Linked DNA regions of Homo sapiens: region 1 is linked to region 2. The links are chromatin loops, found by intact Hi-C in ENCODE. Cell type or tissue: chondrocyte. All regions are shown on one strand. Each heading gives the region's core, and the rest is flanking DNA. Links, peaks and the distances in the headings are about the cores only. Region 1 overlaps HIP1 (huntingtin interacting protein 1). Region 2 overlaps HIP1 (huntingtin interacting protein 1).

Region 1 (7,980 bases), core at 1,485-6,484, 54 kb after region 2:
TATTAAATCTTCCAATCCATGAACATGGGATGTGTTTCCTTTTATTTATGTCTTCTTTAATTTCTTTCAGAATTTTTTTGTAGTTTTCATTGTACAAGCCTTTCAACTCTTTGGTTAATTCCTAAGTATTTTCTTCTTCTTTTTCTTTTCTTTTTTTTTTTTTTTTACTTTTTTTTGAGATGGAGTTTTGTTGCCCAGGCTGGAGTGCAATGGCCCGGTCTTGGCTCACTGCAACCACCACCTACTGGGTTCAAGCGATTCCCCTGCCTCAGCCTCCCCAGTAGCTGGGATTACAGGTGTACAACACCATGCCTGGTTGATGTTTGTATTTTCAGTAGAGACGAGGTTTCACCATGTCGGTCAGGCTGGTCTCAAACTCCTGACCTCAGGTGATCCTCCCACCTAGGCCTCCCAAAGTGCTGGGATTACAGGCATGAGCCACCTCACCCGGCCCCAGTATTTTATTCTTTTTGGTGCTATTGTAAATGAAATTGTTTTCTTAATTTCCTTTTCAGATCGTTCATTGTTCATGTTTAAAAATGCAACTGACTTTTGCATATTGACTTTGTACCTTGCTACTTTGCTGAATTTGCTTATTGGTTTTAACAGACTTTTTGGTGGTATCCTTAGGATCACAGCATTTAAAATAAGATCACATCATCAGCTACAGAGATAATTTTACCTCTTCCTTTCCAATTTGGATGCCTTTTATTTCTTTTTCTTGCCTAATTGCTCCGTTTAGGACTTCCAGTACTATGTTGAATATAAGTGGCAAAGTTAGGCATCCTTGTAATGTTCCTGGATCTTAGAGGAAGAGCATTTGGTATTTTACCATTGAATGTGACGTCTGCTGTGGGTTGTTAATATATAACTTCTATTATGTTGAGATAGTTTCCTCTATTCCTAGTTTGTTGAGTGTTTTTTTGTTTCTTTGTTTTTGAGACATGGTGTCATTCTGTCAGAGTTCAGTGGCACAATCATGGCTCACTGCACCCTCAACCTCCTGGGCTCAAGTGATTCTCCTGCCTCAGTTTCCCAAGTAGCTGGAACTACAGGCGCATGCTACCATGCCCGGCTAATTTTTCTTTTCTTTTTTATTTATTTTTATCTTTATTTTTTGTAGAGATGGGGTTTTGCCATGTTGCCCAGACTGGTCTTGAACTCCTAGGCTCACGTGATCCTCCGACCTTGGCCTCCCAAAGTGCTGGGATTACAGGCGTGAGCCACTGTGCCTGGCATATTGAGTGTTTTTATCAGGAAAGGGTGCTGGATTTTGTCAAATGCTTTTTCTGCATTAATTGAGATGATCATGTGGGTTTTTTCCTTCATTCTGTTAATGTGGTGTATTACATTGACCAGTTTTCATAAGTTAAACCATCCTTGCATTCTGGCAATAAACCCTACTTGGTCATGGTGTATAATTTTTTTTAATATGCTGCTTAATTTGGTATACTAATATTTTATTGAAGATTTTTACATCAATGTTTATAAGGAATACTGATCAATAGTTTTCTTGTAGTGTCTTTGTCTAGCTTTGGTATCAGGGTAATCCTGACCTCATCAAATGAATTAAGGAGTGTTCCCTTCTCTTCAATTTTTTGGAAAAGCTTGAGAAGAACTGGTGTTAGTTCTAAACGATCTTGTAAAGCCAGGCATGGTGGCACATGTCTGTAGGCCCAGCTACTTGGGAGGCTTAAGTGGGAGGATCACTTGAGGCCAGGAGTTCAAGGCCATAGTGCACTATGATCATGCCTATGAATAGCCACTGCACTGCTACCTGGGCAATACGGTGAGACTCTATCTTGTAATTTTTTTTAATTAATGCCTTTTTAAGAGTTAAAATCATGTACTGGTTAATTTCACTAAAACCAGAAATTAGTGGAAGGCTTGATTAAGGGAGGCTTTATTTGATGTTAACTTACCATTCCATAGACTATAAAGAACATTATAAAAAAACCCTCTAAAGTGACACATGCCCCAAATGACCAAGACATAAGCAAACCTTTTAAATTACTCATCTTTCATATGTGTGTTTGTTCCCCTACTATTATCACTGTGTCTTCTGTCTTTTGTCTACCTATGAGAACTGCACACTATCTGTGGCAATATTGTGCTCCCAAAAGTCCAGAATTTCCCCCAAAGTATTAATATGTTGTGGATATAATGTGTAATATAGCACATCCTGTGTTATCAGGATATTCCCTGTGAAAGACTTACAAATTAGCAACCTTCTAAGATTTTGAGTTCTAATGTCCTAATTTGTGGGTAAATTATCTCCAACTCTTAGATTGCAACATCACTTGAGTAACTCTTTAGCAAACTCTTTAGCAAAGTATCACAATTACACTGCTTAGGCTTTTTAATACTAGCATTAATAATTCATGATGCTTGTGTACTGATCACCAAGCAAGGACCAATAAAATCTTGGCTATAACAAAGGAGGAAAAAAAGATGGTGAAATGTAGACATTTACAGACATACAAAGTTTAAGAGAGTTCACTGGGCAGAGAGCTTCTTACAAAAAGAGCCATGTAGTTTCTCTCCCAAAAGAGATACAAGTTCAGCCTCAAGGAAAGTTCAGAACTCCTAGGATAGTCCTATTTATAGTCTGGAAGGGACATTTGAGATCAAAAACGCCATCCTAAAGTTTTTTACTTTTTTGGACATTATCCTGATTACCCAATGAGCCCAAGATGGAAACCAGAGGAGAGGATAGAGGGGAAGCCGTCTGGCTCCAGGGAAGGCATGAGTGGAATTTCAGTCCAGACCTCTCTCTGAGGTATGCCCTCTTTCCTGGCCTCTGCATCTGCAGCTGACTTTTCACCAGGAAAGATCTCAGGGCCTCATCCCTTATCACCTGCTGCTTGTCAACCAGCACTTGGGAGAGAGAGGGCTCCTCCACCAGTCCCCTGCCAGTCTTGGGGTGAGGGGGCAGCGTAGCTCTCATAATGCCTCCCTCTGGTAGCTCTTCTGAGCTTGGTGAGAAGCGCACACTCATCTGGGGTTACTTTCCAAGGAGAAGGTATTTTTAAATAGAAACGAGAAGTAATTATAAAGAAATGACTGCCTGGCAACAGAAATCTAAATCCCAAGCCCCAAGCTGGTGACAGTTGTAGCATGAACATCTGGTGATTCTATAATTAAAACATTGACACCTCACCGTCGCTCGGCTCCCTGCAGCCCCACAGAAAACCTGGTGTAACTTTGCTCTTCTTTACGGGGGGAAAAAAAGTTATTTTCTTCCCTTTCTTCTCTGTTCAGACATAACATCATCAACATAGCTCTTTAAATATCTGTGCCGGGAAGCTATATTTAGCTACTATTTGGCCCTCAAAATGAGCCTGATTTCCTGTGGCAAAAAGTTCTCAGCAACAAGGAGAGAGGCCAGGAGTGTTCCAGGCACTGACAAACAGCTTTAAAACTTGAGATGCCCAAATGATGTGAAAAAGTTAACTGAGTGCTTTTTCTGGATAGGTGGCTCACACTCCAATAGTAGGGGGAAAAATCACAAAGGGGTGTGTGTTTGGTCTGAACGTTTCCAGAGTCATCCTGGAGAACAGCTTGACGAGGGGCAACTCTTTGGGCCCATATGTTGTACACATCCCTCTTTCACAGGCAGGAGGGGAATCCATTCAATCATTCATTCACTCATTCACTCTCACTTATTCACTCACTCTCTCATTTACTCCCTCATACACATACTCCTTTATTCACTCACATTCCTTCACTCTCATTCACTCATTTACTCACTCTGTCAATCTCTGATTTACTCACTCATTCAATCCCTCATTCACTCTTTCATTCACTCTCTCATTTACTCATTCATTCACTCACTCATTCATTCACTCACTCATTTACTCATGCATTCAGTCACTCATCCATTCATTTATATACTCCTTCATTCACTCACTCATTCATTCACTCATTCACTGACTTGCTAACTCATTTACTCACAAATTCAATCATTCATTCACTTACTCAATTACTCACATATTCAACCATTCATTCACTCACTCATTTACTTATCCATTTGGTCACTTACTTATTCATTCACTCACTCAACACATTTCCTCAGTAGCCCTTATGTGCAAAGCCCTGTGGCCTACAGGAGCTCTGGGTCATAAAGCAGAGAAGACACAAACCAGGGCCATCCCTGAAAAGGGCCCTTGGAAGGGCACAAAGTGAGTGCCATGGGGAACCTGGCCGGCAGTGGGCGCTTCCACTGGAGGCATTAGGGAAAGCTGTGGGCAGAAGAAACAGCCACCAGCCCTGGCTTTGGCTCTAGACCCTCTCGTTCAACACACACAATGAGCCTAGGTGTCAGTTCAAGATCCCATATTATGGGTGCAATGACATAGTTCCCAGGGTCTCCACAAAGTAATAAGGAACAGAACTGAAGCTGGAACTAAGACTGACTGCCAAGTCTTACTAGTATCCGGTGCTAGCTGCACTGCGACAGGGGGAGGCAGACAGCAAAATTTCTGCAAGGCTGCTTAGGAAGGTTCTACTCCATCTCTGCCTCCAAGACCCAGGGCAAACAGAGCAGCTCCTCTTCAAAGCAGGCAATGGACATTCTCCACCCTCTGATGCAACGCGGGCTATTCCAGCTTTCCCTCTTTGGAAACCATCCTGTCCTGTTCCTCTGCATATGTGGGTCTCTAGAGTCCCCAGGGATGAAAGGCCTGGTGGGGCAAGGGAAAGCACATTCACTTAGCCCTAAGGGTTTGCTGAGTGACATGCCATTTTTTTTTTTTTGAGGTGGAGTCTCGCTCTGTTGCCCAGGCTGGAGTGCAGTGGCATGATCTTGGCTCACTGCAACCTCTGCCTGCCTCCCGGGTTCAAGCAATGCTCCTGCCTCAGCCTCCCGAGTAGCTGGGACTACAGGCGTGCACCACAATGCCCAGCATTTTTTGTATTTTTAGTAGAGACAGGGTTTCACTATGTCAGCCAGGTTGGTCTCAATCTCCTGACCTCAAGTGATCCGTCCATCTCAGCCTCCTAAAGTGCTGGGATTACAGGCATGAGCCACTGTGCCCAGCCTCTTTTTTTTTTTAACATTTTATTTTATTTCATTTTATTTTATTTTTTCTTTTTGTTTGAGATGGAGTCTCACTCTTTCATCTAGGCTGGAGTGCAGTGGCGCCATCTTGGCTCACTGCAACCTCTGCCTCCCGGGTTTAAGTGATTCTCCTGCCTCAGCCTCCCAAGTAGGTGGGACTACAGGTGTGCGCCATCATGCCCGGCTAATTTTTGTATTTTTAGTGGAGATGGGGTTTCACCATGTCAGCCAGGCTGGTTTCGAACTCCTGGCCTCAGGTGATCCTCCCACCTTGGCTCCCAAAGTGCTGGGATGACAGGCGTGAGCCGCCGCGCCTGGCCTTTTTAACATTTTAGTTTGAGATAATTTTAAATTTTCAGAGGAGCTGCAAAAGTAGTGCAGAGTTCCCAGACACCCTTTGCCCAGTTTCCCCTTGTATTAACTAACATCTTTTTTTCTTTTTTTTTTTTTTTGAGACAGAGTCTCTCTCTGTCAGCCAGGCTGGAGTGCAGTGGCACAATCTCGGCTCACTGCAACCACTGCCTCCCGGGCTCAAGCAATTCTCCTGCCTCAGCCTCCCGAGTAGCTGGGATTACAGGGGTGTGCCACCATGCCCGGCTAATTTTTGTATTTTTAGCAGAGATGGGGTTTCACCATGTTGGCCAGGCTGGTCTTGAACTCCTAACCTTAGGTAATCCACCTGCCTCGGCCTCCCAAAGTGCTGGGATTACAGGTGTGAGCCACCGTGCCCGACCTAACTAACATCTTCTATAACCATGGAAGAGTCACTGAAACTAAGAAATTCACTCTAGTACAATACCATTAACTATACTACACAATGAATTTGGATTTCACCAGTGTTTCCACTACTGTTTTCCTCCTTCTGTTCCAGAGTCCAATCCAGGATCCCACGCTGCACCGACTGCAATGTCTCCTTGGCCTCCTCCCGTCTGTGACAGTTCCTTAGCCTTTCCTGCTCTTTCATGACCTTCACACTTTGGAAGAGTCCTGGTCAGGTACTTTATAGAATATCCCTCAATATGGGTTTGTCTGATGTTTTCCCATGATTAGACTGAGGGTATGCACATCGGGCAAGAAAACCACAGAGCTGGCTGGGTGCAGAGGCTCACACCTGTAATCCCAGCACATTGGGAGGCCAAGGCAGGAGGATCACTTGAGCTCAGGAGTTTGAGACCAGCCTGGGCAACACAGCGAGACCCTATCTCTGCCAAAAAATTAAAAACTTCGCTGGGCATGGCAGTGTGTGCCTGTAGTTCCAGCGACTCAGGAGGCTGAGGCAGGAGGGTCACCTGAGCCCAGGAGGTCAAGGCTGCAGTGAGCTATGATTGTGCCAGTGCAATCCAGCCTGGGTGACAGAATGAGACCCTGAGAAAAAAAGGGTGAAAAGAAGGAAGGAAGGAAAGACAGAAAGAAGGAAAGAAGGGAGAGAGAGACACACACAGAGAGAGAGAGAGAGAGAGAGAGAGAGAAAGGCCAGGTGTGATGGCTCACACCTGTAATCCCAGCACTTTGGGAGGCTGAGGTGGGAGGATCACTTGAGGTCAGGAGTTCGAGACCAGCCTGGCCAACATGGTGAAACCTCATCTCTACTAAAAATACAAGAAAAATTAGTGGGATGTGGTGGCAGGCACCTGTAATCCCAGCTACTCAGGAGGCTGAGGCAGGAGAATCACTTGAATCCAGGAGGTGGAGGTTGCAGTGAGCTGTCATCATGCCACTGCACTCCAGCCTAGGCAACAGAGTGAGATCCTGTCTCAAAAAAAAAAAAAAAAAAAAAAAAAGATGTCTATCTGGCTCACAGTTCTGCAGGTTATACAAGCATGACACTCACATCTGCTTAGCTTTAGGTGAGGCCTCAAGAAGCTTTCACTCAAGGCGGAAGGGGAAGGGGAAGGGGAAGGGGAATCAGGCGTGTCACATGGTGAGAGAGGGAACAGAGAGAGCCAGGCTCTTTTAAACAACCAGCTCTCACATGAACTAACAGAATGAGAACTCACTCATGACTGCGGGGAGGGCACCAAGCCATTCATGAGGGATCCGCCCCCGTGACCCAAACACCTCCCACTCGGTCCCATATCCAACATCTAGGATCACATTTCAACATGAGATTTGGTGGAGACAAATATCCAAACCACATCACCCTATAATTACTTTCCAGTATGGAAAGTTCCAGACAAAAACAATCATCACCAATCTACGATTCCTGACTTCTCTTTTTTTTTTATTTTGGAGACAGTCTTGCTCTGTCGCCCAGGCTGGAGTGCAGTAGTACAGTCTTGGCTCACAGCAACCTCCACCTCCTGGATTCAAGCAATTGTCCCACCTCAGCCTCCCAAGTAGCTGGGATTAGCACACCACCATGCCCAGCTAATTTTTTGTACTTTAGTAGAGATAGGGTTTCACCAAGTTGCCCAGGCTGGTCTTGAACTCCTGAGCTCAGACAATCCGCCGCCTCAGCCTCCCAAAGTGCTAGGATTACAGGCATGAGCCACCGTGCCTGGACTTTTTTTTTTTTTTTTGAGATGGAGTCTCGCTCTGTCACCCAGGCTGGAGTGCAGTGGTACAATCTCGGCTCACTGCAAGCTCCGCCTCCCGGGTTCACACCATTCTCCTGCCTCAGCCTCCCGAGTAGCTGGGACTATAGGCGCCCACCAACATGCCCGGCTAATTTTTTTGTATTTTTAGTAGAGACAGGGTTTCACCGTGTTAGCCAGGATGGTCTCAATCTCCTGACCTTGTGATCTGCCGTCTCAGCCTCCCAAAGTGTTGGGATTACAGGCATAAACCACCACGCCCAGCTTTTTTTTAGGGGGGGGGAAAGGATCTCACTCTGTCACTCAGTCTGGAGTGCAGTGGTGTGACCATAGCTCACTGGAGCCTCGAATCTCTCAGGCTCAAGCGACCCTCCCACCTCAACCTCC
Region 2 (6,422 bases), core at 1,423-6,422:
TGCCCAAAAGAACTGAAAGCAGGGACTTAAACAAATACTTGCACACCCATGTTCACAGCAGCATTATTCACAACAGCCAAAAGGTGGGGACAGCCCAGGTGTCCATCAACAGACGAATGCATTGACAAAATGTGGTCTATCCACACCATGAAATATTATTCAGCCATAGAAAGGAATGAGGTTCTGATACATAATGCACTGCGGCTGAATTTTGAAAACATTCTGCTAAGTGAAATAAGCCAGACACAGGCCGGGCACGGTGGCTCACGCCTGTAATCCCAGCACTTTGGGAGCCCCAGGTGGGTGGATCACTTGAGGTCAGGAGTTCGAGTCCAGCCTGGCCAACATGGTAAAATCCTGTCTCTAATAAAAATACAAAAAAAATTAGCCAGGTGTTGTGGCGCACACCTGTAATCCCAACTACTTGGGAGGCTGAGGCAGGAGAGTCGCTGAAATCCAGGAAGCGGAGGTTGTAGTGAGCCGAGATCGCACCACTGCACTCCAGCCTGGGTGACAGAGTGAGCTCTGTCTCAAAAAAAAAAGAAAAGAAAAGAAAAGAAAAAGACAAGCAAAGCAAAGAAATAAGCCAGACACAAAGGGATAAATATTGTATGAGTCCACTTATATGAGGATCTAGAATAAGCAAAGTCATGTCAACACAAAGTAGATTATTAGTGAGTAAGAGTTTCTGTTCGGGGTGATGAAATATTATGGAAATAGCAGTGATTGTTGTACAGCATTATAGATGTAATTAATGCCACTGAATTGTATACTTAAAAAATGGTTACAGGTTGGGTGCAGTGGCTCACACCTGTAATCCCAGCACTCTGGGAGGACAAGGTGAGTGGATCACTTGAGGTCAGGAGTTTGAGCCTGGCCAACTTGGTGAAACCACCCATGTCTCTACCAAAAATACAAAAATTAGCCAGGTGTGGTGGTGCGTGCCTGTGGTCCCAACTACTCGGGAAGCTGAGGCAGGAGGATCGCTTGAGCCTGGGAAGTCAAGGCTGCAGTGAGCCATGGTCGCGCCACTGCACTCCAGCCTGGGTGACAGGCAAGACCCCGTCTCAAAAAGAAAAAAAATAAAAATAAAATGGTGACAATGGCAAACTTTATGTTATATGTATTTTACCCCATTTTTTTTTAAAAGCACAAACACACACACACCAAAACACATGGTAGGCATAGACCATGGGTTAGTGAAATAGACCAAATCTATATATTTATCAGAATTTAGTTTATAATAAAGGTGGCATTTCAAATTAGTAGGGAAAGGGCAGGCTATTCAGATGGTACCAAACAGTGAGAAGAAGTTCTCACTCTGGGGGAGAAACATCCTAGCTTGCGTAAGGAGCCAAAGGCACAAAGCAAAACTATAAACTTAGAAAAAAAAAAAAAAGAAAATATGTTTCCAACTTTAGTATTGAGAAGATCTTTTTGATTTTTGAGATGGAGTTTCATTCTTGTTGCCCAGGCTGGAGTGCAATGGCATGATCTCGGCTCACCGCAACCTCTGCCTCCTGGGTTCAAGCGATTCTCCTGCCTCAGCCTCTGGAGTAGCTGGGACTACAGGCGTGTGCCACCACACCTGGCTAATTTTATATTTTTGGTAGAGACGGGGTTTCTCCATGTTGGTCAGGCTGGTCTCGAACTCCCGACCTCAGGTGATCCGCCTGCCTCAGCCTCCCAAAGTGCTGGGATTACAGGCGTGAGCCACTGCGCCTGGCTGAGAAGACTTTGTTAAGCAAGATATAGAATGACTAAACCGTAAAGAAAAATATTTGTCCTGCAGTGGTACAAGTCTCTGAACAGGACAATCTGGCAGGGTCTAATAAATTTCAAATATACACATAGTCTGACCCCCTGGGAATCTATCCTAGAGGAATGTTCCCACAAGTTCACAATGAGCCACGTTCAAGGACATTCCCTGAAGCACTATTCCCAAGGGAAAGGCAAAAACAACTTGAATGTTCCAGCAATAGTAGAAAGTTGACCCGGCAATCCCATTACTGGGTATCTACCCAAAGGAAAATAAATCGTTCTACCGAAAAGACATATGCACATGTATGTTTATTGCAGCACCATTTACAATGGCAAAGACATGGAATTAACCCAGGTGCCCATCCATGGTAGACTGGAGAAAGAAAATGCAGTACATATACACCATAGAATACTACGTAGCCATAAAAAGAACAATATCAGCTGGGCATGGTGGCTCACGCCTGTAATCCCAGCACTTTGGGAGGCCGAGGCGGGCAGATCACCTGAGGTCAGGAGTTCGAGACCAGCCTGGCCAACATGTGAAACCCTGTCTCTACTAAAAATACAAAAATTAGCCAGGCATGGTGGCAGGCACCTGTAATCCCAGCTACTCGGGAGGCTGAGGCAGGAGAATCGCTTGAACCCGGGAGGTGGAGATTGCAGTGAGCCGAGATCCCGCCATTGCACTCCAGCCTGAGGGACAAGAGACTTTGTCTCAAAAAAAAAAAAAAAAAGCAATTAAATTTAAAAAAAAGAACAATATCATGTCCTTTGCAGCCACATGGATGCAGCTGGAGGTTATTTTCCTAAGTGCATTAAACAGAAAAGAAACAGAAAACCAAATATTGCACATTCTCACTCATAAGCGGGTGCTAAACACTCAGTGCACAGACATAATGCTGGGAAGAATAGACCCTGGGGACTCCAAAAGGCAGGAGGGAAGGAGGGGGAGAAAGGCTGAAAAACTACCTATTAATATTGGGTATTATATGGGCGATGGGATCATTTGAAGCCCAAACCTTAGCATCACACAATATATCCATGCGACAAACCTGCACATGTACCCCCTGAATCTAGAATTTAAATACACACACACACACGCACATACACATTTAAATGAAGAAAAATAAAATTAGGATGCTTTTGTACTAAGAAATACTATGCAGTAGTTAAAAAGAATGTGGTTGATCTAAAAATACCAACAGAGAAAAATTTCAAAAATTTCAAAAACAAACTCTACACCCTGGGACACTCCAAAAGGATTTACTTGCTGGCTTACCAATCTCTTCCTCATATTTTTTTTAGACAGAATCTTGCTCTGTCGCCCAGGCTGGAGTGCAGTGTTGTGATCTCGTCTCACTGCAGCCTTCACCTCCCGACTTCAAGCGATTCTCCTGCCTCCCCAGTAGCTGGGATTACACGCATCTGCCATCACACCCAGCTAGTTTTTGTATTTTTAGTAGAGATGGGGTTTCACCATGTTGGCCAGGCTGGTCTCAAATTCCTGACCTCAGGTGATACCCCCCAACCTTGGCCTCCCAAAGTGTTGGGATTACAGGCGTGAGCCACTGTATCCGGCCTCTTCTTCATTTTTTGAAGGAATTCTGGAGGGTGGAGAACAAATCTGCCCAGCTTCAGGACTAGTTTGTGGAGGTCATCTGAAGAGCTGCCAGAATTGAGAAAAGGATTGGAATGTCCTCCCAGCAGCTGAATTTTGCGGGCAGGAAAGGAGGCACAGAGGTCGCTGGGTTTGGGTATTGGCATGTGTGCAGTGGCGGCCAAGGGAGAAAAAGAGGCAGGAAAAAGGCTGTTAAAACAGCAGGAGGCCAGGCGCCGTGGCTCATGCCTGTAATCCCAACACTTTGGGAGGCCGAGGTAGCAGGATCACTTGAGCCTAGGAGTTCCAGACCAGCCTGGCAACGCGGCAAAACCCTGTCTCTAGAAAAGATTAAAAAAAAAATCACCTGTAATCCTAGCTATTCAGGAGGCTGAGGTGGGAGGATCATCTGAGCCTGGGGAGGCTGCAGTGAGCTATGATTGTGCCACTGCATTCCAGTGTGGGTGACAGAGTGAGACGCCATCTCAAAAAAACCACACACATACACACAAAAACAAACAAACAAAGAAAAAACAGGAAGAAAGCAAACTAAGGCAGGACTATGTGAATGTGAAAAGGGCCAGGGCCTACCAAGTACAGTGAAATTCCAATGACTCGCCAGTCATTCACCAGGTGGAAACACATCAAGTGACATTGACGTGTCCTCACACACTGCTTTGGGTCATTTTGTCTCGTCCTACTTCTGGCCAGTCCCAGGGTTGAAAGCTTTATGGCAAACCAGAGCAATCTTGCAAATGGCTTTCCCCCAAATCCTGAAGCCTGCAAAAATGTTTGGCCTTGGGCTCACTAGGTGTCCTAGCATCCCCCACGCTGGTGCCTATAAGACTCCCCTTCTTCTAGCTCCTTCCCAGCTCAGTAAGGGGAGGGAATGCCCATTGCCAGACATGCATCCTTATCTTTAATATTCACAATGCTTTGTGGCAACTACTGTTATTAGAAACATAAGCAGGGCCGGCCATGGTGGCTTACACCTGTAATCCCAGCACTTCGGGAGGCCAAGGTGTGTAGATCACTTGATCGAGATCAGCCTGGCCAACCTGGCAAAACCCCGTCTCTACAAAAAATACAAAAATTAGCCAGGTATGGTGGCGCACGCCTGTAATCCCAGCTACTCGGGAGGCTGAGGCAGGAGAATCGCTTGAGCCTGGGAGGCAGAGGTTGCAGAGAGCCAAGATTGCGCCACTGGACTCCAGCCTGGGTGACAGAGCGAGACTCCATTTCAAAGAGAAAAAAAAAGACAGAAAAAAAGAAAGGTAGGCAAGAACAAGACTAGAAACAGGATCAGACCTGGGGTTACTTGCCTCAAAAACTCACGGTCTTCCTCTTAGCAGATGCTGCTAAGAAAGCATTTTATTGGGTACCCACCATATGCGAGCACTTTTAAGTGCTCCAAGGGATGTAAAATAACTCAGGTTCTGGCCTGGGGGTGGTGGCTCACACCTGTAATCCCAGCACTTTGAGAGGCCGAGGTGGGTGGATCACGAGGTCAAGAGATCGAGACCATCCTGGCCAACATGGTGAAACCCGGTCTCTACTAAAAATACAAAAATTAGCTGGGCATGGTGGTGCGCACCTGTAGTCCCAGCTACTCGGGAGGCTGAGGCGGAAGAATCGCGTGAACCGGAGAAGCGGAGGTTGCACTGAGCCGAGATAGTGCCATTGTACTCCAGCCTGGCAACAGAGCAAGACTCCGTCTCAAAAAACAAAACAAAACACACAAAAAAACTCAGGTTCTGGTGTCAAGACAGCCTAAGTCTACTGCCGAAGTATTTAAGATACGATACGTGGTAAAAAAAAAAAAAAAAAATGGCAGCATGGGCCTGGAGCAGTGGTTCATGCCTGTAATCCCAGCACTTTGGGAGGCTGAGGTGGGTGGATCACTTGAGGTCAGGAGTTTGAGACCAGCCTGGCCAACATGGCAAAAGCCCGTTTCTACTAACAATACAAAAATTAGCTGGGCATGGTGGTGTGCACCAGTGGTCCCAGCTACTTGGGAGGCTGAGGCAGGAGAATTGCTTGAACCCACGAGGCAGAGGTTGCAGTGAACCGAGATTGCACCACTGCACTCCAGCCTGGGCAACAGATTGAGACTCTGTCTCAAAAACGAAAACACACACAAAAAAGGCAGCATGATTACTTGATTGGTAAGAGAAGCATTACCAGAATGCTACAGAGGTTAAGAGCAGGGAGGGAATGCAACCGGTAGACAGGATCAGCAAAATACTATCAAGACGAATAATGTTTGGGGCATATGAAAATAGTAAAGGCACGTGGTTTGTTGGCCTCCTTCCAGCTCTTTCCATCGTGCCCTGAGGAATCCCTCTTGCCATTACAAAAAAAGAAAAAAGCAAACAATGACAAAAAACCAACAATACCGCCAAAGCAACAAAGAACCCCCTTCATCCTCAAAGCCCTCAGCACCCTCTCTCCATCTCTTTGTTTATTATTATAGATAATGGGGAAAGCATAAAGAGGGAAGAGGACCAAAGACATAGCATCGGGGAAGGCCTGCATTTAGGGTGGGAAGAGCAGTCACTGCAGGCAGCAAAAAAAATCAAGAGACACCAAGTAGCCGGCGTGGTGGCTCACGCCTGTAATGCTAACACTTTGGAAGGCCGAGGCGGGAGGATCACTTGAGCCCAGGAGTTCAAGACTAGCCCGGGCAACATGGCAAAATCCCGTCTCTACCAAAAATGCAAAAATTAGGTGGTGTGGGGATGCCCTCCTATAGTCCCAGCTACTCAGGAGGTTGAGAAGGGAGGATCACTTGAGCCTGGGAGGTCAAGGCTGCAGTGAGCCATCTTTGCATCACTGCACTCCAGCCTAGGTGACAAAATGAGACCCTGTTAAAAAAAAAAAAAAAGGCCAGGTACAATGGCTCAGGTCTGTAATCCCAGTACTTCGGGAAGCCAAGGCAGTCGGATCACCTGAGGTCAGGAGCTTGAGACCAGCCTGGCCAACATGGTGAAACCCCGTCTCTACTAAAAATACAAAAATTAGCCGGGCGTGGTGGCGCACACCTGTAATCCCAGCTACTGAGGAG

The links. Peaks named below come from ENCODE experiments on the same cell type or tissue, not always from the same donor. Only the 100,000 strongest peaks of a DNase experiment are listed, where the experiment ranks them.
Region 1: it touches region 2 in a loop (2.4-fold over the local background); 13 of 110 quality-filtered maps call a loop at or near these places.

Annotation. Positions count from the first base shown.
Region 1 is chr7:75,708,960-75,716,939 of GRCh38, forward strand. The region is part of intron 1 of HIP1 (huntingtin interacting protein 1); the gene reads right to left. Among named protein-coding and RNA genes, the nearest start is that of HIP1, 26 kb to the right of the region's middle. In chondrocyte, for the core only: a CTCF peak has its summit at 4,228; no DNase peak of the experiment used is centred there.
Region 2 is chr7:75,655,049-75,661,470 of GRCh38, forward strand. All of the region lies in intron 1 of HIP1 (huntingtin interacting protein 1), which reads right to left. Among named protein-coding and RNA genes, the nearest start is that of HIP1, 81 kb to the right of the region's middle. In chondrocyte, for the core only: no CTCF peak of the experiment used is centred there; a DNase peak (open chromatin) is centred at 3,543.